2 separate regions of the Homo sapiens genome follow, and region 2 is linked to region 1. A link is a loop called in an ENCODE intact Hi-C map of the cell type or tissue named here. Cell type or tissue: B cell. All regions are shown on one strand. Each heading gives the region's core, and the rest is flanking DNA. Links, peaks and the distances in the headings are about the cores only. Region 1 has its middle 190 kb from the start of CDKN2B. Region 2 overlaps CDKN2B-AS1 (CDKN2B and CDKN2A antisense cis and trans regulatory RNA 1).

Region 1 (15,967 bases), core at 4,590-12,589:
CAAACCACTGCTCAAAGAAATCAGAGATGACACAAACAAATGAAAAACCATTCCATGCTTGTGGATAGGAAGAATCACTATCGTGAGCATGGCTATACTGCCCAAAGCAATGTATAGATTCAATGCTATTCCCATTAAAATGCCACTGACATTCTTCATAGAATTAGAAAAAAACTCTTTAACAAATTCATATGGAACCAAAAAAGAGCCCAAATAGCCAAAGCAATCCTAAGCAAAAAATAAATAAATAAATAAATAAATAAATAAATAAATAAATACATAAAGCTAGAGTCATCACACTACCTTACTTTAAACTGTATTACAGGGCTACAGTAACCAAAACAGCATGGTACTGGTCCAAGAACAGATACATAGACAAAGGAACATAATAGAGAACCCAGAAATAAGACTGTACACCTATAACCGTCTGATCTTTGACAAAGCTGTCAAAAACAAACAATGGGGACAAGATTTCCTGTTCAACAAATGGTGCTGGGATAACTGGCTAGCCATATACAGATGGTATACTTTCTTATACCATCAACAAAAATCAACTGAAGATGGATGGAATACTCAAATGTAAAACCCAAACCTATCAAAACCCTAGAAGAAAACGTAGACAACAACAAACAGGACATAGGAATGGGCAAAGAGTTCACGACAAAGATGCCAAAAGCAAATGCAACAAAAGCAAAAATTGACAAATGAGATCTAATTAAACTAAAAGGCTTCTGCACAGCGAAAGAAACTATCAACTGAGTAAACAGACAACCTACAGAATGGGAGGACATTTTTGCAATCTATGAAACTGACAAAGTTTAATATTCAGCACCTATAAAGAACTTAAACAAATTTACAAGGAAAAAAGAAACAACCCCATTAAAAAGTGGGCAAAGGACATGAACGGACACTTTTCAAAAGAAGACACACATGTGGCCAACAAACATATGAAAAAAGCTCAACATCACTAATCATTAAAGAAATGCAAATCAAAACCACAATGAGATACTATCTCACACCTGTCAGAATGGCTATTATTAAAAAGTCAAGAAGATGCTTGTGACATTCTGGAGAAAAAAATGCTTTTACACTGTTGGTGAGAGTATAAATTAGTTCAACCATTGTGGAAGACAGTCTGGCGATTCCTCAAAGACCTAGAGGCACAAATACCAAATACCATTTGATCCAGCAATCCCATTACTGAGTATGTATGCAAGGGAATATAAATCATTCTATTCTAAAGATACATGCACACATATGTTCATTGCAGCTCTATTCACAATAGCAAAGACATGGAATCAATCTAAATGCCCATCTGTGATAGACTCAATAAAGAGAATGTAGTACATATATACATATACACCATGGAATACTATGCCACCATATAAAGGAATGAGATCATGTCATTTTTAGGGACATGGATGGAGCTGGAGGCCATTATCCTTAGAGAACTAACAGAGGAACAGAAATACCAAATGCCACGTGTTCTCACTTATAAATGGGAGCTGAATGATGAGAACACATAGACACATCGGGATGAACAACACACACTGAGGTGGGAGGAGGGAGAGCATCAGGATGCAGAGCTAATGGATGCTGGGCTTAATACCTGGGTGTTGGGATGATCTGTGCAGCAAACCACAATAGGACACATTTACCTATGTAACAAACATGCACATCCTGCCCATGTAACCTGGAACTTAAAATAAAAATTTGAAATAAAAAAAAACTGCGGCACATATCAACCCATCATCTAAGTTCAAAGCCCAGCACACATTAGTTAATTTTCCTGATGCCCTCCCTCCCTATGCCCACCTCCCCAATCCCAGTTGTGTTGTTCCTCTCCCTGGGCTTTTGTGTTCACATTGTTTCACTCCCACTTATAAGTGAGAACATGCAGTGTTTGGTTTTTGTTCCTGTGTTAGTATGCTGAGTATAATGGCTTCCAGCTCCATCCATGTTCCTGCAAAGGACATGATCTCATTTCTTTTGATGGCTGCATAGTATTCCATGGTGTATATGTACCACATTTTCTTTATCCAGTCTATCACTGATGGGCGTTTTGTTTGATTCCATGTTTCTGCTATTGTGGATAGTGCTGCAATGAACATACACATGCATGTATCTTTATAATAGAATGATTTATATTCCAAAAAAGGATTTCTTTGTAACCCACTCATTTCAATTTACAATTTATTTTATGCATTTTCCAAGTCATTGGTGACAGCGATTAACGTATTCACATATCTTTGTGTTAATCTATGATTATTCAATAGCATAATTATCTAAAATGGGATTCCTATATTAGAGTATACATACTTTTAAGATTTTTAGTATCTATAGCCTGATTATCCCCCAGAAATTTTCTTCTAATTCCGTTTCCAGAAAATGACTACCCATTTTAATTCAACTGCATGAGTATAAAATATTAACATGTTACTTTTTGATTAATTGTTGTATGAAATATTACATGTTTTTATTTTCTTTAATTTTTTGTGAGAATTAATTCTTTTTTGATGTTTTTTAAAAAATTCTTTTAAAAATGTTTGTATCTTGCCCAGGTGCAGTGGCTCGCATCTGTAATCTCAGCACTTTGGGAGGCCTAGGGGTGCAGATCACTTGAGGTCAGGAATTCAAGACCAGCCTGGCCAATATGATGAAACCCTGTCTCTATTAAAAATACAAAAATTAGCCAGGCATGATGGAATGCCCCTGTAATCCCAGCTACTTGGGAGGCTGAGACAGGAGAACCACTTGAACCCAGGAGGTGGAGGTTGTAGTGAGCCGAGATTGCACCACTGCGCTCTAGCCTGGGTGACAGAGTGCGACTCTGTCTCAAAAAAAAAAAAAGTAAATTTTCTATCTGTAATCATAATTGTTTGCCTATTTATTCATAATGTTTGCCTAGCTTTCTATTTTAGGACTCATTTTATGGATTTGTAAAGTCTTTGTCTGTAGTAAAGATACAAATACAGTATCTTCTGTCAATTATTTTTCCAGCCTTTTCTTTTAATTTTATTTTTTCCTGAAGAGTTTTTACAGTGGTTTTTATTATTATTACTTTCAAAGATTATACTTAGAACGTCCTTCTCATTTAGGCCGGGTGCGGTGGCTCACACCTGTAATCCCAGCACTTTGGGAGGCCGAGGCAGGTGGATCACGAGGTCAGGAGATCAAAACCATCCTGGCTAACATGGTGAAACCCAGTCTCTACTGAAAAATACAAAAAAAATTAGCTGGGCATGGTGGTGGGCACCTGTAGTCCCAGCTACTCGGGAGGCTGAGGCAGGAAAATGGCATGAACCCAGGAGGCAGAGCTTGCAGTGAGCCGAGATTGCGCCACTGCACTCCAGCCTGGGCGACAGAGTGAAACTCCGTCTCAAAAAAAAAAAAAAAGAAAGTCCTTCTCATTTTAAGACAATAAACATATACTTAAATTTGCTTCATGTTGATTTATGATTTAAAAAGTACTTAAATTTTTATTCCTTCTGGAAAGATCGTATGAGGGGAGGCACTGAAAACATTTTCCAGTTATTTTATTTCCATGTTGTGTAATGAATAATATTTTCTTTCCCTACTATTTTTTAATAGCAACTTTATTACATATAAACGTTTATGTTCACTTTGGCATATAACACTGCAATGATTTGCACATAAATGGGTTATGAAGATAGTACGAAAACATACTCTTTCTTCAGTAGATTGTTAGAAGATGCCTTGTGTAGACTTCTTTTGTATCTCCTATAGTATTTTGAATGTGGCAGCCAATAAAAACTTCTTGTATGACATGAATGATTAATGAGTCATAGATATGCCTGGGAAAGTTTTTTTTTTTGATTTTTAATTTAACTGTTCTTTTAAGTTCAGGGGTAGGTTATTATATAGATAAATGCAGGTTTGTTATATAAATAAACTTGTGCCATGTGGGTTTGTTGTACAGATTATTTCATCTCCCAGGTATTAAGCCCCATACCCAGTAATTATTTTTCCTGATCCTCTCCCTCCTCACAATCTCCATCCTCTGAGAGGCCCCAGTAGGTGTTGTTTCCCTGTATGTGTCCATGTGTTCTCATCATTCAGCTCCCACTTATAAGTGAGAACATGTGGTATTTTGTTTTCTTTTCCTGTATTAGTTCACTAAGGATAATGACCTCCAGCTCCATCCATGTCCCTGGAAATGACATGATCTCATTCCTTTTTATGGCTGCATAGTATTTCATGGTGTATCTGTGTCATATTTTCTTTATCAAGTCTACCATTGATGGGCATTTAGATTGATTCCTGTCTTTTCTATTGTGAATAGTGCTGCAGTGAACATATGCATACATGTGTCTTTATAATAGAATGGTTTATATTCATTTGGGTATATACCTAGTAATGGGATAGGTGAGACAAATGGTATTTCAGCCTCCAGGTCTTTGAGGAATCACCACATTGTCTTCCTCAATGGTTGAACTATTTACATTCCCACCAACTTTGTATAAGTGTCCTTTTTCTCTGCAGCCTTACCAGCGTCTGTTGTTTTTTGACTTTTTAATAGCCATTCTGACTGGTGTGAGATGATATCTTATTGTGATTTTTATTTGAATTTTTCTAATAATGAGTGATGTTGAGTTTTTTTTCCTATGATTGTTGGCCTCACGTATGTCTTTTGGGAAGTGTCTGTTCTTGTCCTTTGCCCACTTTTTAATGAGGTTATTTTTTTCTTGTAAATTTGTTTAAGTTCCTTATAGATGCTGGATATTAGACCTTTTTCAGGTATGTAGTTTGCAAAAATATTCTCCCATTCTATAGGTTGTTTGTTCACTCTGTTGATGGTTTCTTCCTTGTGTAGAAACTATTTAGCTTAATTAGATCCCATATGTTAACTTTTGCTTTTGTTGCAATTGCTTTTAGCATCTTCGTATGAAATCTTTCCCCATTCCTATATCCTGTTTGGTATTGCCTAGGTTTTATTCTAGGGTTTTGATTATTTTTGGGTTTTGCATTTTAAGTCTGTAATCCAACTTGAGTTGATTTTTGTGTATGATATAAGGAAGGGGTCTAGTTTTAATTTTCTGTATATGGCTAGCCAGTTATCCCAGCACCATTATTGAATAGGAAATCCTTTCCCAATTGCTTGTTTTCGCTAGGTTTATTGAAGATTAGATAGTTGTAGGCTTGCAGTCTTATTTCTGGGTTCTCTATTATGTTCCTTGGTCTCTGCATCTGTTCTAGTACCAGTATCATGCTGCTGTTTTGGTTACTGTAGCCCTGTAGCATAGTTGAAGCCATGTAGCATGATGTCTCCAGTTTTGTTTTTTTTGCTTAGGACTGCCTTAGCTATTTGGGCTCTTTTTTGGTTCCATATGAGTTTTAAAATAGTTTTTTTTCTAATTCTGTGAAGAATGTCAATAGCATTTTGATGGTAATAGCATTGCATCTATAAATCGCTTTGGGCAGTATGGCCATTTTCACAATATTGATTCTCTTCACGAGCAAGGAATGTTTTTCCATTTGTTTGTGTCATCTTTGATTTCTTTGAGCAGTGTTTTTTACTTCTTCTTGTAGAAATCATTCACTTCTGTGGTTAGCTATACTCCTAGATATTTAATTTTTTGTTGTTGCAATTGTGAATGAGATTGCGTTCCTGATCTGGCCCTCAGCATGACTGTTGTTGGTGTATAGGAATGTTTGTGATTTTTGCATTACTAACATTTTTCTATCTCAGAAGACAAATTGATTTTTGTATCCTGAGACTTTGTTGAAGTTTATCAACTTAAGGAGCTTTTGGGTTGAGGTTATGGTGTTTTCTAGATATAGGATTATATTATCTGCAAACAGGGACAGTTTGAATTCCTCTGTTCCTATTTCAATGCCTTTATCTTTTTACTTTCCCTGATTGCCCTGACCAGGACTTCCAATGCTATATTAAATAGAAGTGGTGAGAGAGGGCATCCTTTTCTTGTGCTGGTTTTCATGAGGGATACTTCCAGCTTTTGCCCACTTAGTGTGATGTTGGTCATGGTTTGTCATAGATGGCTCTTATCATTTTGAGGTATGTTCCTTCAATACCTAGTTTATTGAGAGTTTTAACATGAAGAGGTATTGAATTTTATTGAAAGTCTTTTCTGCATCTATTGAGAGAATCATGTGGTTTTTGTCTTTAGTTCTGTTTATGTAATGAGACAAATTTATTGATTTGCATATGTTGAATGAAGCTTGCACACCAGAGAAAAAGTCTACTTGGTTGTAGTGGATAAGCTTTTTGATGTGCTGCTGAATTAGGTTTGCTAGTATATTGCTGGGGATTTTCACATCAATAGTCATCATAGACATTGGCTTGACATTTTCTTTTTTCATTGTGTCTCTGCTACATTTTGGCATCAGGAAGATGCTGGCCTCATTGAACGAGTTAGGGAGGAGACCTTCCTCATTAATTCTTTGGAATAGTTTCAGTAGGAATGGTACCAGCTCTTCTTTGTACAACAGGTAGAATTCAGCTGTGTATCTGGCTTTTCCCGAGCTTTTGTTGGTTGGTAGGCTATTTATTACTACTCAATTTCAGAGATCATTATTTGTCTGTTCAGGAATTTAATTTCTCCTTGGTTGAGTCTTTGGAGGGTGTATATGTCAAGATATTTATGCATTTCTTCTAGATTTTCTAGTTTACATGCATATACATGTTGATAATATTCTCTGATGATTATTTGTATTTCTGTGGGGTCAATGGTAATATCTCCCTTGTTATTTCTGATTGTGTTTATTTGAACCTTCTCTCTTTTCTTCCATATTAGTCTAGCTAGTGGTCTATTTTATTATTATTTTTTAAAGTTTTGTTGATGTTTTGAATAGTTTTTCTTGTTTCAGTCTCCTTCAGTTTATCCCTAATTTTGTTTTTTTTTCTTATCTTCAGCTAGATTTGAGATTCTTTTAGTTGTGATATTAGGTTGTTAACTTAAGGTCTTTCTAACTTTTTGATGTAGGGATGTAGCACTATAATTTCCCACTTACACTCTCTTAGCTATGTCCCAGTTATTCTGGTATGTTTTATCTTTGTTCTCATTACTTACAAAGAACTTCTTCATTTCTGCCTTAATTTCATTATGTACCCAACAGGCATTCAGGAGCATATTATTTAATTTCCATGTAATTGTATTGTTTTGAGTGAATTTCTTAGTCTTGATTTTTAATTTGATTATGCTATGGTCTGAGAGACTTTGTAAATGATTTTAGTAGTTTGCATTTGCTCAGGAGTGTTTTATGTGCAATTATGTGATTGATTTTAGAGTCTGTACCATGTGACAATAAGAAAAACTTATAATCTATTGTTTTTGGGTGGAGAGTACTCCAGATGTGTATCAGGTCTATTTGATCTAGTGCTGAGTTCATGTCCTGAATATTTTTGTTAATTTTTTTGTCTGGATAATCTATCTAATAATGTCAGTACAGTGTTAAAGTCTCTTACTATTATTATGTGGGAGTATATGTCTCTTTGTCAATGGGGTTCTCTGCATTTCCTGAATTTGAATGTTGGCCTCTCTAGCAAGGTTGGAGAAATTATGTATAATGTCCTGAAATATTCTTTCCATGATTCGTTCCTGATATAGTTTGGTTGTGTCCCCACCCAAATCTCACCTTGAATTGTAATAATTCCCATGTGTCAAGGGTGGGGCCAGGTGGAGGAAATTGCATTAGGGGGGCAGTTTCCCTCCTATTGTTCTCATGGTAGTAAATAAGTCTCATAAGATCTGATGGTTTTATAAAAGGGAATTCCCCTGTACACCCTCTGTTGCCTGCCACCATTTAAGACAAGCTTTCGCTTCTCCTTTGCCTTCTGCCATGACTGTGAGGCCTCCCCAGCCATGTGGAACTGTGAGTCTATTTAGCCTCTTTTTCTCTATAAATTCCTCTGTCTGAAGTATGTCTTATACAGCATGAGAACTGACTAATACAGTAAATCGGTACTGGTAGAGTGGGGTGCTGCTGTAAAGATACCCAAAAATGTGGAAATGACTTTGGAACTGAGAAACAGGCAGAGGTTGGGTCAGTTTGGAGGGCTCAGAAGAGGACAGGAAGAAGTTTGAAGGGAAAGTTTGGATCTTCCTAGAGACTTGATGAATGGCTTTGACCAAAATGCTGACATTGATACATGGACAATAAAGTTCAGGTTGAGGTGGTCTCACATGGAGATGAAGACCTTGTTGGAAACTGGAATAAAAGTGACTCTTGCTATGTTTTAGCAAAGAGACTGGCATTTTGCCCCTGCCTTAGAGATTTGTGGAACTTTGAACTTGAGAGAAATGATTTAGGGTATCTGGTAGAAGAATTTTCTAAGCAGCAAAGCATTCAAGAGGTGACTTCGGTGCTGTTAAATGCATTGAGTTTTATGTATTCGCAGATTTATGCTTTGGAACTGAAACATGTTTAAAAGGGAAGCAGAGCACGAAAATTCAGAAAATGTACAGCCTGATGATGCAATAGAAAAGAAAAACCCGGTTGCTGAGGATAAATTCAAGCTGGCTTCAGAAGTTTGCATAAGTAATGAGAAGCCAAATGTTAATCACCAAGACAATAGGGAAAATGTCTCTAGGGCCTGCCAGAGGTCTTCCAGAAGCCCCTCCCATCACAGGCCTGGAGGCCTAGGAGAAAAAAGTGGTCTTGTGGGCTGGGCCCAGGACCTTGCTACATTGTGCATTCTCATGACTTGGTGCCCTGTGCCCTAGCCATGGCTAGAACTCAGGCCATTGATTCAGAAAGGGTGCATGACCCAAGCCTTGGTGGCCTTCATTTGGTATTGGGCTGTGGGCGCACAGAAGTCAAGAACTGAGATTTGGGAACCTCCACGTAGATTTCAGAGGATGTATGGACCTGGAACACACAGGTTCCAGAGGCAGTATGGAAACGTCTGGATGAACAGGCAGAAGTTTGCTGCAGGGGTTGGGCCCTCATGGAGAACCTCTGCTAGGACAGTGTGGAAGGGAAATGTGGAGCTGGCACCCCTACACAGATTCCCCACTGGGACACTGCCTAGTGGAGTTGTGAGAAAAGGGCCACCGTCCTCCAGACCCCAGAACGGTAGATCCACCAACACCTTACACCACGTACCTGGAAAAGCCACAGACACTCAATGCCAGCCTGTGAAAGCAGCTGAGAGGTGGGCTGTACCCTGCAAAGCCACAGGGGTGGAACTGCCCAAGAGGGCATGGGAGCTCACCTCTTGCATCAGCAGGACCTAGATATGAGACGTGGAGTAAAAGGAGATCATTTCAGAACTTTAAAATTTGGCTGCCCTGCTGGATTTTGGACTTGCATGAAGCCTGTAGTCCCCTCCTTTTGGCTGACTTCTCCCATTTGGAATGGGTGTATTTACCCAATGCTTGTATCCCCATTGTATCTAGGAAGTAACTAACTTGCTTTTGATTTTGCAGGATCATAGGTGGAAAGAACTTGCCTTGTCAGATGAGAATTTGGACTGTGGACTTTTGAGTTAATGCTGAAATGAGTTAAGATTTCAGGGAGCTGTTGGGAAAGCATGATTGTTTTTGAAATGTGAGAACATGAGATTTGGGAGGGGCTAGGTGTGGAATAATATGGTTTGGCTGTTTCCCCACCCAAATCTCACCTTGAAGTTTAATAATCCCCACATGTCATGGGAGGGACCTGGTAGAGATAATTGAATCATGGGAGTGGTTTCCCCCATACTGTTCTCACAATAGTGAATAAGTCTCATGAAATCTGATGATTTTATAAAGGAGAGTTTCCCTGAACATATTCTCTTGTCTGCCACCATGTAAGACTTCCCTTTGCTTTTCCTTTACCTTCTACCATGATTGTGAATCCTCCCAGTCATGCTGAACTGTGAGTCCATTAAACCTCTTCCCTTTATAAATTACCCAGTCTCAGACATGTTTTATTTGCAGCATGAGAATAGATTATATAGTTCCCTTCTCCCCATCTCTTTTAGGGACACCCAGGAGTCATAGATTTCTTCTTTATGTAATCCCACATCTCTCAGGGATTTTGTTTATTTCTTTTTATTCTTTTTTCTCTATTTCTTTATTACAGTCTTATTTCAGAAAGACAGTCTTCAAGCTCTGAGATTCTTTCCTCCACTTGGCCTAATCTGCTACTAATAGTTGTGGTTGCATTGTAAAATTTCTTGCAGTGTATTTTTTAGCTCTATTAGGTTGGTTAGGTTCTTTTCTATACTGACTATTTTGTCTGTAAGTTCCTGCATTGTTTATGATTTTTTAGCTTCCTTGCATTAGATTTCACCTTATTCCTATAGCTCAATCATTTCTATCCATATTCTGAATTACATTTCTGTCATTTCAGCCATCTCAGCCAGTTCAGAACCTTGCTGGAGAGGTGATGTGTGTTTTTGGAGGTAAAAAGGTACTCTGGCTTTGTGCGTTATCAGGGTTCTTGTACTGATTGTTTCTCATCTTCTGGGCTTATCTTCCTTCAGTCTTTGAGGATGCTTACCTTTGGATGAGTGTTTTTTCTTTTATCCTATTTAATGACCTTGAGGATTTGATTGTGGTATAAGGTGCAGTCAGCTAACTGGCTTCATTTCTGGAAGATTTTAGAGATTTGGTCCTCAGCTCTCAACTCCTGGGCTTAGTTCTCTAACTTTGGAGGACTTGTGTTGGGCCCCACTTTGTTCTCTGTCTCCTTGAGATTAGGAATCTGCTATCCTGGGGGCACTGAGGTGCTCCTGGACCACTGTTTACTGCACTCTGATGGGTGATGTCAGCCAAAATGTTTCGTGGTGTAGTGACAGTGGGATCCTTCTTGTCTGCATTTCAGCAGCATTGGTAGCAGCAGCTGTGGCAGAGTGCTAGTGGGTGCTGGGGGTCCTGCCTCCCTGTGAGCATTCATCGCAGTGGTGGAGGCAATGCAGCTAGAGGGGTGTGTGTTGCCTGCGACTGTGCAGTCGCACTCAAGGTGGTGTTGGCTTGGGAGCAAGATGTTGGCAGGCACTGGTCTGGGTGCCTTCTTTGTGCCCTACAAGCAGGAGTGGTCCCTCAGGGCAGGGGTGGATCCACTTTTCTCTGTATAGTGTTTGCATAAGGCAGGGTGCTTGCAGGGGGAGGGCTGGTTTGCTCTGTGCCCATCAATGCTCCATCTGCAATAGCAATCAGCAGGCGGCAGAGGGGCTGACTGCACTCCTGCATGCTGGTGAGGCAACAAAAGCAAAACCTGCCCTGTGCAGCCACATGCCAGCAAAACAATGTGAGGAGTTGCCAGGGGCCCAGAGGAAGCCGCAGTATTGGAAGGGAATGTGTGGACTGGTGTGTGTCCATAGGCACTGCCCACTGGAGCTCTCCATCTGTCAGGCGTGATCCACCATTGCAAAAGCTATGGTGTGGGCCCTCAGGGCACCAAAGGCTGCCCTGCAACTATGTGTGGCCAGGCTGTGGCCCCAGGAGAGTCTAGCAGACCAAGGGGTGCTCAGGTTGTACTGGTCCCATCTGATGGACAAGACCACCCTACAGAATTCAGAACTGACAGTTCCCCTATGGCTAAAGTCTCCTATGGGTGCAAATCGAGCCTAGGGGGATGGCCAGGCTTGCCCGGGGCTCCTTTGCCTCTGCTTTAGAGTTGAATGCCCCAACCCACTCAGCAGAGAGGTGTGGTGGTGATTCCCCTCCAAAACTCTTTCTTCTCCCTTCCTGGCTTCTTTGAAGTGTTGAAAGAGAGTATTCAACAAGTATTTTTGTTTCATTACTTGCTTAAATAACACCTTTGTCTCATACTGGAAGTCCACAGTATCTGGTTCTTAGTTCCCAATAAATAAAACCAAGAGGCTGAATAGATGAGTGGTTTTCAAATTGTGATTAAAGTCCTTAGGAATAAAGAGGCACTTTGGGGGGCACTGTTGTAAACAAACAAAACAAAATAAAAAACAAAACAGCCCCATCTTCCCAACAGCCTTGTAAAACCGCTGAAGCAGGTAATGCTCCAATGCTAGTCACACTAGGTCAAGTATAAGTTTAATTAATTAGAAGGTTTTTTTCCCACCCTTGGACCTTGGCCACTCCTTTCTTCAGTGACCTTAGGGTGAGTCACTTGCTAGTCCATGGGAGTTTGCAGTGCTCCTGCCTGATTCCCAAGAAGAAATCCATGATCCTACCCCATTACAAGAGAGGATGTTAGGACCATGTACTTTCTTTCCTTTATGATTAAACCACTCTTCAAAATCTACTAATTTACTGAGTCTGTTAAGTATTGTTGACAAAGAACCTGTAAGTTTTGTGCCAAAAAGTTAAATCAAATGAAATAGAATGAAAAACAGGAGGTCACCTGGAATGGAAAAATGTTTATACCTGGAATCCTTTTATGGTCAACTTTCTCGGATTTTAAAAAAATTCACTTAGTTATTCTCAAAAAGGTCAGCATAAGCATTAATGATAAACCTTGGAATTAACCTATAGCTTAGAGATCTTCCTCAATAACTTCTACCTCATCTAGAAAAAGCCAACTGAAGCAAAAGAGATGTATTTTTTTCATAAAGACTACTCGATTTGCAAGTTAAAATCATTTCCTAAATAGTTTCTTCAATGACATAGATATAATAGAGTAGTCTGTCGCTAAGCATATTGACATTTTTGGTATTGTAAAACCCAATAAGCCCAAATTAACAGCTTATTCCTGTTTGAATTATAAAATAGGGCTCTTTAGAGATTTTAGCAAGTCGTTTGCTAAAGTACTCTAGAAATTTAATTTGATTTAAAAGTTTAAAAGTTTGAGGGTCCTTGTATACCATGCAAAATAATTTGGAGAACACTTAGTAATCTTTAAAGATTAATAGTAATATTAATTTTTAAAAACGAATGACAAAGTTTTAGTTTGAGCAGTTGAGTGAATACCAGCAGCAAGAAAACGAGACCCCTTGTTCTCTTTAGTGGGGACTGATATTAGGGGCTAAAATCTGGGCACCAAGTGTGTTCAATGCTACTGTGGTATTTCTGCCTCTAGGTCTTTTTGTGGTCTGAGATAAGAAATATATACAGGTATATAGACATATAAACACCTAAATATATACTTACTACATGTATTTTTATATACACATAAATTAGATACATATACATGTACACATATATACATGCATATAAATGTATACGTGTGTGTGTGTATATATGTATCTATTTAGAAATCTTGAGTCCATGCTGATACCACTGATTCTGATCCAGCCTCACTAAGTGCTTGCTTTCTCTGTTTCATGTTTATTAGCCCCCTTTTCCACAGCAAGAAAACAAGTAGCTCCCAACAACTTCGATACATTTACTAATTTGTTTACTCTTATAATAGATCTAAAATAATTTCAGAATTGCTTTGCCCATACCTCTGAAACCCTTCAGGATTTGTCTGGTGTTCTCTACCCTGTACATGTAACTTGCCCAAAGCTAAGGGTTTATAGTCAAATACTGTGATCATAAGCTACTCAGGGTTGTCCTTTCATTGCCACACCGTCCCTGTAATATGCTACATTTTTCTTTAGAAATAACATTGGGTTCATGTTTGCGTTTGCTTTCATTTTCTTTCCTTTCTTATCCTTTTTCAAATTATGTTTATTCTTTCAGTATGTAGAATATTAAGATAACTTCATGTCAAACCGTAAAAACAGGAATTGTCAGGGAAGTGTCACACTTTGCATATATGTTCCATACGCTTCCCCTGAAAACTTCATAGTTTTCACTTTTCCTCTTTCTTTTTGTAAAGATATGCCTGATTTCTTACTTCCTAATCTTTTTTACACAAAAGGTGGCATACTATATGTATTCTTCTGCACCGTGCTTTTGGTCATTTAACAATATGTCTGGGAAATTGCTGCACATTAGTTCATAAGTATCTTATTCTTTTTTTTTTTACAGCTTCATGGAACTTAGAGAGCAACAATAAGCTAGCGATTCAGAGAGAGAGAAAGACAGAGAGAGAGAGAGAAAGAGACAGAGATAAAGCTACTGTTGTATGATGTGGGAATCTGGGGAAAGAAGATAGGTAAAAAACATATTTTGGAAGTTTTCTTTGAGGTGTGAGGTGTGAGGTGTAATTCACTGTACATCCTTTTCCCCTAATAAAAATCTCAGAAAAGGCCACTCTTCTGTTCTATTGAATATGTCACTTTGATGAAGCAGGTTTGAAAGTGAAACACGAAGGTTGAATTTGAATTACAGGAGAGCATCAATGCTATCATATGGTGAGTCATGTAAAATTTCTGTTTCAAGTGTAGCTAAAGTTAGAGGGTCCTTCCAGGGCTGGCTGTGCTGCAAGAAGAGGGGCAGTGGATGTCCAGATCCTTGTCCTCTGGAAATTGGGATTTCGAGGCTAGTCATAGACAGGGAGATTTCGCAATAGGGTAATAGAGACTGCAAAATAAGCTGAGTCAGCAGAGCCACGGAATCCGCATGAAATAAACATTTCATTGACAGCCTGGGATCCACAGGGTTAGATGTAGACATCAGAGCTCGGTTATTGTGCCCAAATCTGAGAACTGGAGATGAAAGGAGGCCCAAACATTTCAAGAATAAACAGGGAGGGACTCAGGATGATCTTCCAGCTAGAACAAGCACGCTTTTCACAGCTTCTTTTGAAGTTCTGCTTGGGTGTGGTGGGTCAGCTGAGTTTAACAGATCTAAGACACAAACACGTAGAAATCCAAGGCCTGGAATAGAATGGCATAGAAAAGGTCCAGAGAAGGAGTTAAAGTGAGTAAAATATAAGCATGAAGGGAACATATTTGAATTTGACTTCTATATTTTGGAAAGAGATCTAGGATGAGATGTAATGAAGGAGCCTTATTAAACAAATCCTAGAATACCCAAACTCAAGTTCTTGAGTAGATATGTCTGAAAATTAAGTTATATTTTAAATATCAGGTAGTAAATATAAGTAATTTACTTCCTTACTAGGCTGAGAATATGCCTCGCCGCCAGTATAAATTCTTAGGTGAGTAATTTAGAATTAACTGAAAGAAAGTAGACACATTCAAGTAATTATTTTTCTTTTTGGTAAGACAGGATGTAAGAGCTTATAGTGTGATCAATTGCAGAACACCTTTCCCACTTCTTCTTTCTCTGTTTACTCCTTTCCTCTTTCATTATTGAATTTGTGACAAACATCTATAATAAAACCTGAAGGCCAAGAGAAAAATATACTTGGTTAAATTTGTTGAATGGGCTGTATTTAAGGGTTTTCTTAGAATTAAAAAATAAAAGGGAAATTAAATTTGATTTAAATTTTTAGATAGTCATAACATTTTTTCTGAGCTTAAATTTTTTTTTTTAAATAAACAAATAATTGTATCTACTTATGGGCAACAGCGCAGTGTTTTGATATATGTATTCATCCCTGAGTTTGTCCTGTAGTATTATTTTTGGCTGTCAGATGAAGCCTAGGGATGCCTTCAAATAGTGATTTGTAAATGGATGTAACAAAATACACAGAATTACTAAAGAAGTCAATTAAATTGAAATATAGCTACCAAAAAATTTAAAAAAACTGTAATATGGTAATATATACACTCTAACAGAATAAATAACAGGGAAATAACTTTAGGTCTATTATAATGAGTAATATGATACTGGTGAATATAAACAATATTATTTTGTGACAATAGTTACATGCTATAAAAATATCTTAAATTTACATTGGTGAAAAAGTCAAAGTTATTGTTATTACTTCTATGGTTTTTTTTAATGCTCATAATTAAATGAAATGACAGCTTCCAGTTAGTCAAAATCAATATTTAAATTTTTCCTATTTCTCAGATTCCCTGATTTCTAGGGATTATGGACCCCATTTAGGAAACTCTGCTCTAAGGAATTATTATATTTTATGGTATCTTAATATATAAATATGAAACAAAGATACAAGTATACAAAAATAAATATGTCCTCCTGTGTTGGTCGCCCACCACCTTAGTGATTTCTAATTTCAATGATTTCATTTTTAGGAATTTTATTAAACTGATAATTTTTAT
Region 2 (15,967 bases), core at 3,489-11,488, 150 kb before region 1:
CTTAATTAAATTTGTTTAGTAATAACAGTAGCTGTTACATCACTAGGTTGATGTGCTAGTTAAAAATTTTTAAATATACTTTAATATAAATATGTTACTACTAAATTATTTTTTTGTCTGTATGCACCCAAAATCTTGCCTTTAGTAGTACTACACATATCATGCTTTGGGAAACTCTACCCATGAGATTCATATTCAAGCATGAGGAATGGCAAAAGAAAATACAGAAATAGTGATAGTAACCATAGCAATGGTAATAAGAGCTATTATTTATTGAGGACTTTACGTATGTCATTTAATTTTATTTTATCCTCACAACAAATTTTAGCCATGAGTATCAGATAAATATGAGGCAAAAGGGCAGGAAAGAAGGAACAGTGGAAGTCAAGCTTTTTTTCGCCTAGGTCAGCTATAACTAACACGACAAGATGTTTTAGTATTTGTACTTTATTTTTAGTCAGCTCAGATTTCACACCTGACTATTTTACAAAAATTTGGATGTGATGGTGGCAGATTAACATAATTACTTTTAGCAATTATTATGGGACAAATTAGTTAAAGGTTGTAAAATGCCTAGAAACAGAGTAGAATATCCTAGTAGGATATCCTAGAATATCCTATAATTAAGTTATCAAACAATTACTCTGATTATTTTTCACAGTAGTTCAATCAAAGTGTAACTTTGGGTCTGTTAGTATACATGAGTGTGAATACTCTGGAGATTTGATCTTTGGCTTTCCTGTGTAAGTTCATATATATTTTTGTTATTATCCTGTAAATAACTGAATTATAGTACAGTGATTCTGTAAAAAACACTTTAGTTATTAATATTCTTTGGTGTGAAGTTCACATTAAAAATTGTTATATTTCCAGAACCTGGTTTTTACCTGTGAAAGTCAATGCATCCTTCTTTTAATCCTCTGCATTGGTTTTGCATAGCTTGATGAAATATGACTTGCTTCTCCTCCCTCCCCCTCCTTCCTGTGCCTGTATCCCCATCATTTTTTTTTCTATTCCTCTTGGTATCTGGACTTCTTTTTCTGCCAAATGAGTCAGTAAGAGAGGAAATGTTTAACCCACATTTGTCATCTTGGCTGGGAAAGAAGTTTGAAGGCAAAAGGTGCCTGAATATGTTTCACTAGGATGCTGACACAACCTTTTTGACTCTCTCCTAAGAATACTACTCTATATTCAAGTTATAAAGTGCTAAATGATCTATTTCCACCATGTATACATTTCATATGATCAATACTTATTTTGTAACTTTTTTCTTTGAGGAGAAGTATTTTTCTTTTGGAAAAATATTATTTATTTGTGTGTGTGTGTGTGTGTGTGTGTGTGTGTGTATTTATTTTCTTTTAATATGTGGTCTCCCTATGCAAAGGATTTGATTTTATAAACAGAAGCAATAGGATTAAGAGGATAAAGGAAAAATAGGAGAAGGGGAAATATGAGTATCATGATAAGGTAAAAATGAATTGCTTGTATTCTAACATAGAATAGCTACTACCTGTTGAGTGTTTATTATATATTAGACATTTAAGACTAATCAAAATATCTAATCTAATGAAATAATCACTGTTTTGAATTTGCTTAGATTTAGTAGATGTAGAAACTGAGACTTAGAGAGGTTTATTTACTCAACTCCACACTGCTAATTACTGGTGAAAGTAGAATTTTACTCCTCTGGTTTTCTCATCCAGCACATCATCACTATAACCCTTATAGTTTGCTTTTGGCACAAGTATTCATTATTAATGGAAATGCATAGTATTATCTCAGCAAATGTACAAATAGTTTAGCTTCACTAAACTAGTCAATTTTTTTTTTCTAAACATCAATGCTTAGGAAGCAAAACAGGCTGGGGGAACAGTAGTTGTACTGGTGGCAGCTGTGGTGCTGATGGAGGAAGTGGTGGAATGCATAGGCTGCTCATGCTTTTTGCCACAATGAAGGTCAAAAAGTAGATCACTTAAAGTCTAAAGTTAACCTTGGGGGTCATATTCTTCACCAAAAACTATGTTTATACATATAGACTTAGCAGTATGCTATAAAAGTGAAGATATAGCACTATAAAATTCCACCATAAAGTAAATTGTTCAAGATTGTGGTCCAAGCTCTTCAAAATGCTCATAAATCAGAAGGTGTATTTATTAAACAATATTTTATATGTACCTATAATAATACAATACTATACTACACAAATTGGACCTAAAATGAATTCTCTTGCTATATTAAATATTAAACATTAAATAGGCAGAAATTTTGTTTGCACTGGACTTAGAATATAAGAAGAAAATTTGGGACAACCTGAATAGTTGAGGTCTCTTGAGAAACCCTTCAGCTTCTTTTCCTCCAAATAAATTTCTCTGTAGCAAATGGAAGCCATCCAAATGATTCCCTAGCTACCTCAAAGTACTGTAATTTGTCTACTTCACAAAGTGGAGGACTATATCTAGCAATAATTCAAGAAAAATGCAGTGACTCCCATTATATCTTAGGCACTATGCTAGGAAGTTTATGCATATCATTTTGTTTGATTTTAATAGCAACTTCATGAAATAAATCATCATAATAAATCACTATTTCAGATATTGAGAAACCACAGAAAGAGAGAAGTTAAATAATTTTCCTGTCAAAGACCACATCAATGATGAAGCCAGAATTTGAGCTCATGTACTTAACCACTGGACTACCTGCCTGCCCTGTCGAGGAACAGCTAAGGTTGTCATAGAGTCTTGACTGTGTATAGATAGTTGTTTGAAGAGAGAAAAAAGGCAGGAGGATCTGGGGCATATGTTTAAATCAGGCATTGGCATCTGTACTAGAATTGAAAGGTGGAACTATTATTGTGTTCTATTTATTGAGTATAGGTATACCATATTCAATGTATTTCTCTGCTTCATACACTATCCAAGGTGATAAAAGTGTTTATGAAGAGGGATTAGGAAATATCTGCTGTGTTTAGGTCATAGTCCAACCAAAGGATTAATTAACATTTGCCTCTTTTTTCTCCTACATCCAGTGTCCCTTTTGATGAGAAGAATAAGCCTCATTCTGATTCAACAGCAGAGATCAAAGAAAAGACTTCTGTTTTCTGGCCACCAGATATATGTTATCTGTGCTTAAAGAATTGAAAAACACACATCAAAGGAGAATTTTCTTGGAAAGAGAGGTAATGAGATACAGTGAAAGAGAATGGAGATTCTTTAAATCACAGAGACCTAGGATCAAATCCTGTGATTAGCACTTTTTAGTAATGTAGCCTACTTCATTTCTTTGAGCCCTCGTTTATTTTTCTGAAAATGAGGGTGATCTAAATTACGTCTGGAGTAGTAATAAAGATTAAATCCATGTGATACAGGTAAACTCATGACAATAATAGACATGAAACAAATAGTCTTTCATCTCCCTCCTTTGCTCAAGCATTGCTCTGCTCTTCTCACCTCCTTTCCCTTCCTTTTTCTTTTCTCCTCTTTATTTTGTCTGTACCCAATAGCTTTTCCCAAGCCTTAAAACTATGTATAGGTATATTGTTGCAGCAAAATGCATAAAGGAGACACTCATTATTTGCATCCATTTATATGCTGATATAAATATTTCATCCTCACAAGTTTCAGAGGGAAAGACCACATGCTGGTGATTTGGTGAGAAAGAAGCAACTATTTCTGTGATTTAATTTCAACCTGAGCATTAAAGAGGCACCCTTTCACTACTAGTGGTAACTCCATGCTTCCAAGAACTAATGAGCTGAAGAACTTAGCACTTGTGATGAATTAGTCAAGCAAAAATTATGAAGCGAGTAATCTATAACATTATAGTACATTACAAATGCTGAAATATATTAGTTATTATTTATTATGATTCTTATAGCTCATTTATACTGTACAAAATTCTTCTGTCATTTTATGAAGATGTTACACATATACATAACAAAACTTAGCTAATTAGATACAAAGACTATAGAACCAAATAACTCTTTTCTAAATATTTTCCCTTTAAGGAGGTTTTGCAATCCAGCTTTGCTGTGGTTAGACACTGTTGATGAGAAAACTTTTTTTTTCTTTCTTTTTTTTTTTTAGACAGGGAATCATTCTGTTGCCCAGGCTGTAATGCAGTGGCACAATCATGGTTCATTGCAGCCTCAACCTCTTGGGCTATAGTCGTCCTCCTGCCTCAGTCTTCTGAGTAGCTGGGACTATTTGATGTGCACTCCCATGTGCGGCTAATTTTTGTATTTTTTTTTTTTTGTAGAGATGGGTTTTCAACATGTTGCCTAGGCTGGTCTCGAGCTCCTAGGCTCAAGGTATCCACCTGCCTCAGCCTCTCAAAGTGCTGGGATTACAGGCGTGAGTCAGTGCGCCTGACCTGGATGAGAAAATATTGAGTTGGAAACCCAAAATATGACATAAATAATTGGTATATTTTAGAGCTGGATTTCAACAACTTTTCAACACTGTCATCCTGTAAATGTCTTTCCGTCCTAATCCCATTGCCCATGCACTCAGCAGAAGTGTGTGCCTCTAAGGTGGATGCTGGTATGAAATATCTCAGCTGGGGCAGGCTCTGAAAGGGAGAGATCTGGTTAAAGTGCTCATACCAAACAAAGCTCCTCATGATGCTGGCCTAACTCTCCCAATCCTGCATTTCTCAACAAAACTTTTTGCTCTTCTCTTTCACATAACTCCCGTGGAATAATTTCCATTGAATTGCATGGAAGAGGCTGTTCATGGGGTTAGTCTGGCAGATAAGAGGTCTCCACTGGATTTTTTCATTTTGCAATCAGTTTCATACATATACGTACATACTTTTCTTGGAGTCATAGTTCATTCTCAGGTCTTTTAGAGTTAAATATCTTTCATTTCTTCTTTTAAGGTCTTAATTTCTTGTTTTTCGAGTTTCATGGGAGATATCCAGTCACCAATCCAATCCATATCGGGGAAAAGTACAACAAATGAGTGAAATTTGTAACCAACCTTGGATGATGGAATAAGACATTTGGGAGAACACAGGAGAAGTGGGGAGGTTAAGGAGGGATAGCTCTGTGAAAATTTTGCATTACTCTTGCCTGAGGTCTACTCTTCCTTGTCATGTTGGTGGCTGTTTTGACAATGAGAAATATTTAATGGCAAACTTAGTCTTCTAATTTGAAAATGGAAATCATAACAGTTCTTGCCTCTTAGGGATAGTGTGAGACAAGTGAAATAATCCATGTAAGAGGTATAGTACTATGCTTGCCATTCTTTAAGAGCTCAACAAATATTCACTTTTTACCTATTAGTATCAATCTTAATTCTAAAATTCTATTATTTAATATTTTCCAGTGGTGTTTCTAAATAATATCTAATGACTAGGCTAATACACTATGTGGTTCTTCTAGGGTTCAAGCATCACTGTTAGGTGTGCTGGAATCCTTTCCCGAGTCAGTACTGCTTTCTAGAAGAAAACCGGGGAGATCTATTTGGAATGTATCTAACTCCAAAGAAACCATCAGAGGTAACAGGTAGGAGATATGAAACGACCTTTTAGATATGAACCCTAATTGAATAAAAGTTGCCAAACAACTGTTCCCAAACATCTAAAGAAGAGTTTTAGTCTAAGTGGAATGGCTGGAGAGTATGGGAAGAGTTCTTTCCTACTCTGTCCAAACACAAGCCTCTGTGACATTTATCAAAGAAATGCAGCCCTTTAAATCTGGGTATAAGTCCGAAAGGTGCTTTCCTTGTGAAGCTTCTTTTGTCCTCTGCTTTTAGGACTCTCTGCACACTGCATCCTCTATGTCACCCTCCAGTACATCTGCTCTTACACAAGGGGCCCCACAGGGACTGGCCCACACACCAGCCAGGGCACATGGGCCAACTTTTAACAGCAAAAGGAAATGCTAAATCCTAGAGTAGGGCAGATGAGAAAAATGGCATTCTTCAGAGAGCTGGGATGACTCACATTAAGATCAAGGGCCCTGAAGTAAGACAGACCTGAGTCTGAATCTCAATTCCAACAATAAATTTGTTTATACACTTAAGGCATCATGTATAGTATTGTTAAATAGATACTTTACAAGATTGTAACTAAGAGGAAGCAAAATAATATCTGTAAAGCGTTTCATAGATTGGCCAGCATATAGTAAACATTTAATAATTAGTAGCTATTATTATTTTTCCTTAAATATTTTTTTTCTGGCTTCCTAGCAATCATAAAATTTAGTCTTGTATAGACTCCATGGCTAGGACTTGCAGAATTAAAAATGGTCTGAACAATTTAGACATTGCCTTTTTGTCCTCAAACCAAGGGGTGAATTTTTATTCTAAAATATCCAGATTGTCCATATCACTTAACCAGTTGATTGCTAAGTCTGTATTTCTCTTTTATGCAATTGGGAAACATTAAAAAGTTGAATGTATATACTGTACACATACATGCACACACATAGACTTAAGTACATAAATGTGTATGTACCTTCCATAGCACTTAGCTCATCTGTTCTTTCCTATGACCTTTTCTATAATCCTGTGAAGTAGGTTTTATATTATCCTATTTTATGATTAAAGGAGAAGGGAAGACAGAAAAGCAGCCTGGCTTGGCCAGAGGCCTTGCAATTGATTACGTATAGAGCCAGGGAGTCCTGACCCCTTTTCAGTTTTTCTTCCTCTGTACTGCTGTGATGACTGTGGAAGTGAAGTACTTCTTTGGCTGCCAAGGAAGTCCCAGCTGAAAGGTAACCAAAGGAAAGGAGTATTTGGGAGCAGCATGGCTGAAATCCAGTTAACAGTTAAAATCCCGTTGGGCAATTTCTCGTTAATTGACAACAGGAATTGCTGTCACTGTCCTGTCTAGCCACTTTCAAACGGTGGGGATGTTAGCAAGAGCTCCCAGTGAATGCTTCCTAGGAGAGCAGTGATTGCTTTGGCTAGCTTCTTCTGTAGCAGTTTTCTGGCGGTGAAAAGTCTGTACTAAGACAATTGGAGGTGGTAATCATTTTCTAATAACCACCTCAGGCTTTTGGCACCTAATTCGCTGGCACTGTCTAGGGAAGCTCCTTATGCTAACTCATGCTTCTTGCCATGTCAATCTGCTTATCTAATTTTGCTGGGAAATCTGATATCACCCTTCAAATAGTTCACCTCAGTGGGATCCAGTGTGTGACCTGCAAAGTGCTCAAGGAAGAGTCTGATCAGCTCTGACAAGCAAACAGCAGAAAGAAGTTTTGAAAAAACGGCTACCGTTTTTGCAGCTTTTTCACTGTGGTTCCATGGTGTTTGAAATCAGAATGTAATATTGAGTTAATGACACAAGGAAACACTTGGATGTTCATATTGTCTACTTGGTTTTCATGAACCTCACATGGACTGGCTTCATCCTGTTTCAGAGTCCATTCAACTGTAATTTCCACTCTACTTCCTGTGCAGGCCTTCCTCTGGTTTGTGGGCTGTACATTTCAGCCTGCTCCTTTAAGGGGCCCCCTGAGCTGAAAATGAAAGAGACATTTTGTTGCTTCTGCTACCTGCTTATCGTCCAATCCCAATCTCAGATTTTCTTTTTCTATTTTTTAAACCCGAGTAGCACTTTTCCAACTAGTGTGTAGTTTTTCTTTCAATTCTCTGCTCTTCACAGTAATTAAACAAGAGCTAGCCTCCTTTTCCAAATCTTGTTTTTGTAATACCTTTATTCCCAAAGAGTTATGCTTATAAGAGTAACATAAATGTGTTAAACTTGGTATTGATTTGATGATTTCATAAACCCCAGACTCCTTGAAATTCTGCAGGTTTTTGTGAAAGGACTTGCTTAAAATCTTTGCTAATCTACCTGAATTTTCTTCCAAAGGCAGTTATATACAATGTTTCTTAAAACTAATTCTCCAAATTTGCAATTTGGCAGCATCCTACTGGGACTCTAGAAGGCTGATAAATCATGGAGAGTAGGTATTCATATAGGAACTATGAAAGCTGTATGTAGTAAACACTACTTAAGAAGGCCTTACATTTCATAAAAAGTTGGAGATTTTTGTGGAGACTCATAAAATGCATCCTTTATATCAGTGAAGTTTTTGCTTCTAGGTATATTATACTCACATCGAAACACTCCAGGGATTTTGTTTTCAGCCTGCATATACCACGTATATTTATTATCTGGATAGATAAATTAGACGTATACATTTAAAGGAGTTTGCATCAGCTGCTGCTAGGAAGTTTTTCTTGTGTTAGTTAAGATCCTGTGAAACAACCCTTGACATTTCACTAGCTGCACAGTTTGTAATAAAATCCATTTTAGCCTGAGGTTAAATCATGACTGTGGTCCTCACATCATGGTGGGGGATCCTGGTGGCCAGATTAAAGGAAACTCCACATTCTCATTTCTGACTTCCCTACAACCTTGTATTAAGACCTTAATTGAAAAACTTATTGCCTCTCTCACCAAAATATTTCAAATTTTAATAGTTTCCCCCAATGAAATTACAAGTACTATTTTACTTTTTTCAGTGCCCTTGGAATTTCGAGGCTGGATGGGGGGCTTCAATGTCTGACTCATTAAGTGTTCTATATACAAAGCCCTACATGGTCCCTAGAGCATAGCAGGCATTCAGTGAATGAAATGAATGAATGAAAAGCTAGAGTCACATTTTAGTGACCTAACTGTATATTTTCAGAGTAATGTAGTGCTTAAAAAAGGACAATGATAACACGTTTCTACAAAGAGATGCATGACAGATAACACTTCTCAAGAAGAAGGAATTTAGCTTCTGTCATTTGATCTAGGTTTTCAATTACAGAAGCATTGAGAATTTCCTGTGGCTGGATAAGGGCGAATCTTTAAGGCAAGTTGAAGACCCAGGCTGCCCATGTGGACATCAATACTCCCACAGAGCACTCTTCATGAAGAAAAGTGTGGGCTTGCTGTCTTTTCATCAAAACTCGTAGAATTTGGCTGACTGCCTGGTTTATCCCAGGACATTAGTCAGCCCACAAATCCCGCATTTGTTTATTCAGTCCAGAGCAAGTGAATACTGCCATTTTCTCATCTCCTTTGTTGGCAACACTTTGTTAACCTGAATTGGGTTCTCAACATAAAATGAAGTGACTAATCTTTTGGGGGGTTCCCCCTCCCAGGTTCTTGTATGAGCAACTAAATCTACACACCACAAAGCCCCATGCTGTCATTTTTTCTCATCCTGCCCCTTTATTTTGATGATTCCACATTGTAGTTCATGAAACCAATACCTTCTAGAGTGTGGCTGAACTGGCGCCAGCATTAAGAAAAGGAGTTTCCAAACTTTTTAGTTTTGTGAGAAAATGTTAGAGGAAGAGGGAGGTTAGGTTGACTATTTATACTTATGTAATCTTCTGTGAATTTGCAGTAGTTATCACCTTGTACTCTCAAAAGTTTTCTAGCTCTGAGTATGTGAATCTGAAAGTGCAGGAAGTAGGAATCTTAGCACAAAACAACCAGTTTGGATTATCACACAATTAATATGGGACGGAGCTGGAGGATGGACCTGAACAGAATGTATATTCTTTATCACTAGGTTATTTATCTATCTACAGATGTCTAGAAAGACCTGGGCTTTTTTAGCAAACGTTTGAGAATCTAGGTTTCTAAGTTTCCATTGACCATGAAAGAGTGATTAGTTTTAGAAGACAGTTGGGGGCAACATTGTGCAAGTCAGAAGAGGGGATGAAGAAAATCATAAAGCTAAACATGTTTGCCATAGGCCCAGGCTGTTTTTCAGCATGTTTCACCTAGCAGCTTGGCAGATAATTCCCAGTGATCATTAGGTCTGTGGAAATTCTGTTTGGTTTATAAAGTTTTGGCCCTGACTATGTGTACCACTGATAACTTGTTTTTCTCTCTCTTCCCTTTTCCTCCAACTCGTAGCCAGAGCTACCTTCCAGATGACTTCTTTCTACCACTTTCTTTCTTCCCAGTGTAAGAGAATGCAAGTATATGCTGATGTTTGGAGCAAGAACATTCAAAAATTTTCTTATTAACATAACTTCTAATGGAAATACAGTATACTACTATGGTGCATACAAAGAAGAAATAGCAACATATATTTGTTTTAGACCTGATTGCTGTATTTTATTCCTTAGGTCCTCCTTGATGTCTTGTAGACCGTCACTAGCTAATTGTTACAGCCATCGAAGGAAAAAATAAGGATTTTTACTTAGGACATACGTAACAGAAAAAGAGATGGTTTAGCAAAAAAGCACAGGCTTTGCAATAAGCAGCCTTAAATTAAAAAAAAAAAAGTTAACTCATAACTAACTGTGTGACCTGGGATAAGTTACTGACCCTCTTTAGGGCTTAGGGTCCTAATCTGCAAAACGGAAATTATAATAATAACCTTAGCTAGCATTTCTTGTGCACATACTATAAGCTGGTGATAAACAATTTATACACACTATCTCATTTAATCCTCACAACAATCCTGTGAGATAGGTACTATTATCATTTCTATTTTACAGATGAAGAATCCAGACATAAGAAGTGAAGTTAAGTAACTTTCTCAAGGTCGCACAGCTACCATATGATGGAGCTGGAATGTGAATCTCTGCAGTTTGACGCCAGAGTGCATGCTCTTAGTCACTACATTTGTCTACAAATCTAAAACACGTAAGACACATAGGAGGTGCTCAGTTAGTGGTATCTATTATTAAATCAGACTATAAATAATCACCAGGCAATACTTGAAAGGCCACAAACAATTTCTTAGGATTTGTGACAATACTAATAATTATAACTGATTATGAGCATACCTTGTGTCAGGCACTTCTTTTCATAGTATTTCAGTCATTATTTAAGAGATTTATTCTTATTTTTATTTTTCTAGTGAGAAAACTGAGGCTCAAAAAAGCCGACAAATTTGTTTAGGATTACAAAAATATCAAATGATAGGATTGAAAATCAAATCCATATCCTTTCTATGTGAAAACCTGTGTTCTTTCAGCTTTTTTTATTTTTATTTTTTTATTTTTTATTTATTTTTTTAAATTTTTATTTATTTTATTTTTTTATTTTATAAGCCTTTTTATTTTTATTTATTTTACTTTATTTGTTGTTGCTGGTGTTTTTTTCTTGAGACAGAGTCTCACTCTGTCTCAGCTCACTGTAACTTCTGCCTCCCGGGTTCAAGCAATTCTCCTGCCTCTGCCTCCCAAGGAGCTGGGATTACAGGCACCTGCCACCATGCCTGGCTCACTTTTGTATTTTTAGTAGAGATGGGGTTTCACCATGTTGGCCAGGCTGGTCTCGAACTCCTGACCTCAAGTGATCTGCCTGCCTTGGCCTCCCAAAGTGCTGGGATTTACAGGCATGAGCCACCACGCCCAGCCTGCCTGATTTTTAAAATTATTAAATTCATATTTGTTATTTATCAGATGCCTCTGCCACTTTATTTTTTAAAAATTTATTTTTATTAAGGTATAGTTAACAAATAAAAATTCTATATATTTATTGTGTACAGTGGAATGTTTTGATATATGTATACATTGTGAAATGGTTAAATCAAACTAAGATATCTGTCATCTCATATGCATGCCATATTTTTGTGGTGAGAACATTTATGATCTACTCTCTTAGCAATTTTTAATATTCTGCTGTTTGACTTTTAAACCAAGGCTTGGATTAGGACAGTCTTTGTAGCTTAGTTTTAGGTTCAGGGATAACAAAAGTTGTTTTATCCTTTGGGCTTTTGCAACTTGCCATTTTCTTAATGAAGATCTGGGAGAAAAATTAGTTTAAGTGGTTTTTAAAATAGCCATTAGCTCAGGACATACTCAGCCAAGGCAGGATAAGTAGTTTTGCCAGCATTCTTCTGTAGGTAGGTTGGTTGTTTTTTGTTTTTTTGCCACAGTCTTTTTAAAAAATATAACTTTAAAAAAACCTTGGTTTTCTGTGATTGATCTTTTTCACTATTTTTTATAGAGGGCCAGGAATATGAGTAAATAATTCTTGGGCTTGGGTGCAGATGATCCACGTGCTGGCAGACAGAAATCTAAAGGGACAAAAGAGGCTGTCCTTTGAAGATACTTTTCCTGGCTTGGGTTTTATATTTTTGGATTTGATTTAGTGAAAATTTTTATTGAGGACCTACTGCATACCAGACACTCGGCTACATTATGAGAGGTTTGGGGGGCCTATATTGGCATATAGGGAGGATGAATAAAGAATACAAACAATTATAGTACAAATCAGAATAAAATTTGGCATGCAACGGGCTATCAGATAGTATGGAGGAAGAAAGCATATTTTATTAGTGGAGCTAGGAAATACGTTACAAAGTTGATAGCATTCTTGATGGGTCTTGAAGGTTACATAGATTTTTTTTTCTTTTTTTTTTTTTGAGACGGAGTCTTGCAGTGTCGTCTGGGCTGGAGTGCAGTGGTGCAATCTCACCTCCCGGGTTCAAGTGACTCTCCTGCCTCAGCCTCCTGAGTAGCTCGGATTAGAGGCTCCTGCCACCACATCCAGCTAATTTATATATGTGTGTGTGTATATATATATATATATATATATTTTTTTTTTTTTCCAGTAGAGACGGGGTTTCACCATGTTGGCCAGACTGGTCTTGAACTCTCGACCTCGTGATTCGCCCGCCTCGGCCTCCCAAAGTGCTGGGATTACAGGTGTGAGACACCACACCCGGCGGATAGAGAGAATTTTGACAGGTGAGGAGGTATTCCAATGCAAAAGAATAATAGGAGCAAAAGCACAGTGGTGAGAAATTGGAGGGGAACTGTGAAAATTGCCACATAGATTAGAGGCAGGAAAATAAAGGACGGCTAAGTTTATATAGTGAACAGTGAGCCGCATGGACACAGGTGACTGTTTTCTCCTTTTTGAACCCCTGCTTACTCCAGAGTCACCACCTCTCCTGGCTTTCTGCCAATCTTCTTGGCCACAGTTTCTCGGTCTTCTTTTCTGGCTTCTCTTCCTTGGCCTGAATGCTACATGTTAAGTGATGTCAGCTTCAGTTTTCTTAACCTCTCTTCTCTTAAGTTGCTATCATTTAAATATCTTTAAATATCATCTACATCCAAGTGACCTCTAAACCAGTAATTTTACCCATGACCCATCTCCTCAACTCCGGATTGTATATAAAACTGTCTACTCAACATCTTCACTTTTGATGTCTAAATCTCTATGTCCAATTTAGAATTCTTGATTCTTTGCTTTCCCTCCCTCCTGGAAATCCTGCTCTTACCAGTCTTCCCCATCTTAATTAATGAACCTGACATTCACCTAGTAGCTTAGTCCTCAAAACTAGGGATTAATCTAGATTTAGTCATTTTTCTTACTCTTGCCATATAATAACATATTATTCTGAGTTTACCTTTACCCGACCCCAAATAGGTAACTGCTGTTTTTGTTATAAGATAGTAATATTTGCCTCTGAGTGTATGTGAATTATTTTGATAAAAATAAATATTATTTTTAAAATATTAATTTTACAGGGATTGTCTCTTGATTTCTTTCCAAAAGTTAACTCATAAGTTGTTCAGCAGAGCTATGTATTCTTCAGTATGTTATAATTTCGTTCCATCTTCCAAAAGGCCTTCACATTCTCTTGGCTTACAGACTCAGATGCTATGGATTAGATACACAAGTACATGTTCCTGTATATCTATTATATAGTGAACATAACAATTATGATTGTGATCTTCCAAAGCTCGTATTTTTAATCAAAATTAATTAAATATTTTAAGCCAAAGAATAAAGGTAGATGCAGCATCTAGTCAAAAGGATATTTCTGCTGGCCACACTCAGGAAGACATAAAGATATAGTTGTAGAAAGTGATATAGTATTGGCCAGGTGTGGTGGCTCACACCTGTAATCCCAGCACTTTGGGAGGCCAAGGTGGGCTGATTGCTTGAGCTCAGGAGTTCGAGGCCAGCTTGGGCAACATGGTGTAAACCCCATCTCTACAAAATACAAAAATTAGCCAGGTGTGGTGGTGGGCACCTGGAGTCTCAGCTACTCAGGAGGCAGAGGTGGAGGATTGCTTGAGCCTGCGAGGTGGAGGTTGCAGTGAGCTGAGGTAGTGCCACTGCACTCCAGCCTGGGCGATAGAGTGAGACCCTGTCTTGAGAAAAAAAAAAGCAACCCAGTGATAGGCTGGGCAAGGTGGCTCATGCCTATATTTCTAGCAGTTTGAGAGGCCAAGGCGGGTGGATCACCTGAGGTCAGGAGTTTGCAACCAGCCTTGCCAACATGGTGAAACCCTGTCTCTACTAAAAATATAAAAAATTAGCCAGGTGTGGTGGTGGGCACCTGTAATCCCAGCTACTGGGGAGGCTGAGGCAGGAGATTTGCTTGAAAAAAAATTAGCCAGGTGTGGTGGTGGGCACCTGTAATCCCAGCTACTGGGGAGGCTGAGGCAGGAGATTTGCTTGAATCCGAGAGGCAGAGGCTACAGTGAGCCGAGATTGCGCCATTGCACTTCAGCCTGGGCAGCAAGAGCGAAACTCCATCTCAAAAATGAAACAAACAAACCCAGTGAAAACCAGTATTGAAAATAGATTGCCTCTCCCTTGCTTCATGGTCTGTTCTTACGTAATTTTCAAGATAAGTTCATTTTGGCGGGTACTGACAAATTTCCATTTATTTACTTTTTTCCCTTACATTCATTTCTTCTCAGTCTCTCCAATGAACGCCTTCACTGATATCCAAAGCATGAAGGACACACCAGGGAAAAACATAGACCTAACACAGGACAAATGGAATTATTAGAAACATTTTCTAGCAGAAGAACACTATTCTGTTGCCATTTGAATCTTTGCTTCTTTCTAGGTTTGACAATGAGCCTATCATATAAGCCCAAATGTAAACAGAAAGAGGTTGAATCAGTCACGATAAGCCCAATTATGCTGTGGTAACAAACAACCTCAAAATCTCATTGGCTTAAAATATACAGAATTATTCTTACTCATGGCACATATCCATCTATCATCTGCAGGGGATCTGCTCACTGAAGTCACTTAGGAACTTGGACTGATGGAACGGCCACTTTTTGGTCACTATATGTATTAATCTGTTTTAATCCTGCTGATAAAGACCCAAAATTGGGAACAAAAAGAAGTTTAACTAGACTTACAGTTCCGCATGGCTGAGGAGGCCTCAGAATCATGGTGGGAGGCGAAAGGCACTTCTTACATGGTGGCAGCAAGAGAAAAATGAGGAAGAAGCAAAAGCGGAAACCTCTGATAAACCCATCAGATCTTATGAGACTTATTCCACTATCAAGAGAATAGCATGGGAAAGACTGGCTCCCATAATTTACCTCCCTCTGGGTCCCTCCCTCAACATGTGGGAATTCTGGGAGAAACAATTCAAGGTGAGATTTGGTGGGGATGCAGCCAAACCACGTAATTTCACCCCTGGCCCCTCCAAATCTCATGTCCTCACATTTCCAAACCAACCATGCCTTCCCAATAGTCACCCAAAGTCTTAACTCATTTCAGCATTAATCCAAAAGTCCACAGTCCAAATTCTCATCTGAGACAAGGGTAGTCCCTTCTGCCTATGAGCCTGTAAAATCAAAGCAAGCTAGTTACTTCCTAGATACAATGGTGGTACCAGTATTGAGTAAATACAGCTGTTCCAAATGGGAGAAATTGGCCGAAGCAAAAGGGTTACAGGGCCCATGCAAGTCCAAAATCCAGCGAGGCAGTCAAACTTTGAAGCTCCAAAATGATCTCCTGTGACTCCAGGTCTCATATCCAGGTTATGCTGATGCAGGAGGTGGGTTGCCATGGTCTTGGGCAGCTCCGTCCCTGTGGCTTTGCAGGGTACAGCCTCCCTCCAATCTGCTTTCACCGGCTGGTGTTGAGTGTCTGTGGCTTTTCCAGATGAATAGTGTAAGCTATTGGTAGATCTACCACTCTGGGGTCTGAAGGACGATGGCCCTCTTCTCACAGCTCCACTAGGCAGTGCCTAGGGACTGTGTGTGGGGGCTCTAACCCCACATTTCTC

What was found. Peaks named below come from ENCODE experiments on the same cell type or tissue, not always from the same donor. Only the 100,000 strongest peaks of a DNase experiment are listed, where the experiment ranks them.
Region 2: a loop joins it to region 1, with 2.1 times the contacts of the local background. A loop is called at or near these places in 1 of 110 quality-filtered maps.

The regions. Positions count from the first base shown.
Region 1 is chr9:22,189,410-22,205,376 of GRCh38, forward strand. No RefSeq gene overlaps it. Among named protein-coding and RNA genes, the nearest start is that of CDKN2B, 190 kb to the left of the region's middle. RefSeq lists an enhancer at 7,947-8,006. In B cell, for the core only: no CTCF peak of the experiment used is centred there; DNase peaks (open chromatin) are centred at 7,792 and 8,412; H3K4me3 peaks cover 1,412 bases; H3K27ac peaks cover 1,603 bases.
Region 2 is chr9:22,043,726-22,059,692 of GRCh38, forward strand. CDKN2B-AS1 (CDKN2B and CDKN2A antisense cis and trans regulatory RNA 1) reads left to right here. Exons shown (of 19, transcript NR_003529.4): 4 at 2,592-2,724; 5 at 3,026-3,175; 6 at 5,381-5,503; 7 at 12,527-12,662; 8 at 14,634-15,329. Among named protein-coding and RNA genes, the nearest start is that of CDKN2B, 42 kb to the left of the region's middle. In B cell, for the core only: no CTCF peak of the experiment used is centred there; a DNase peak (open chromatin) is centred at 7,426; H3K4me3 peaks cover 538 bases; H3K27ac peaks cover 634 bases.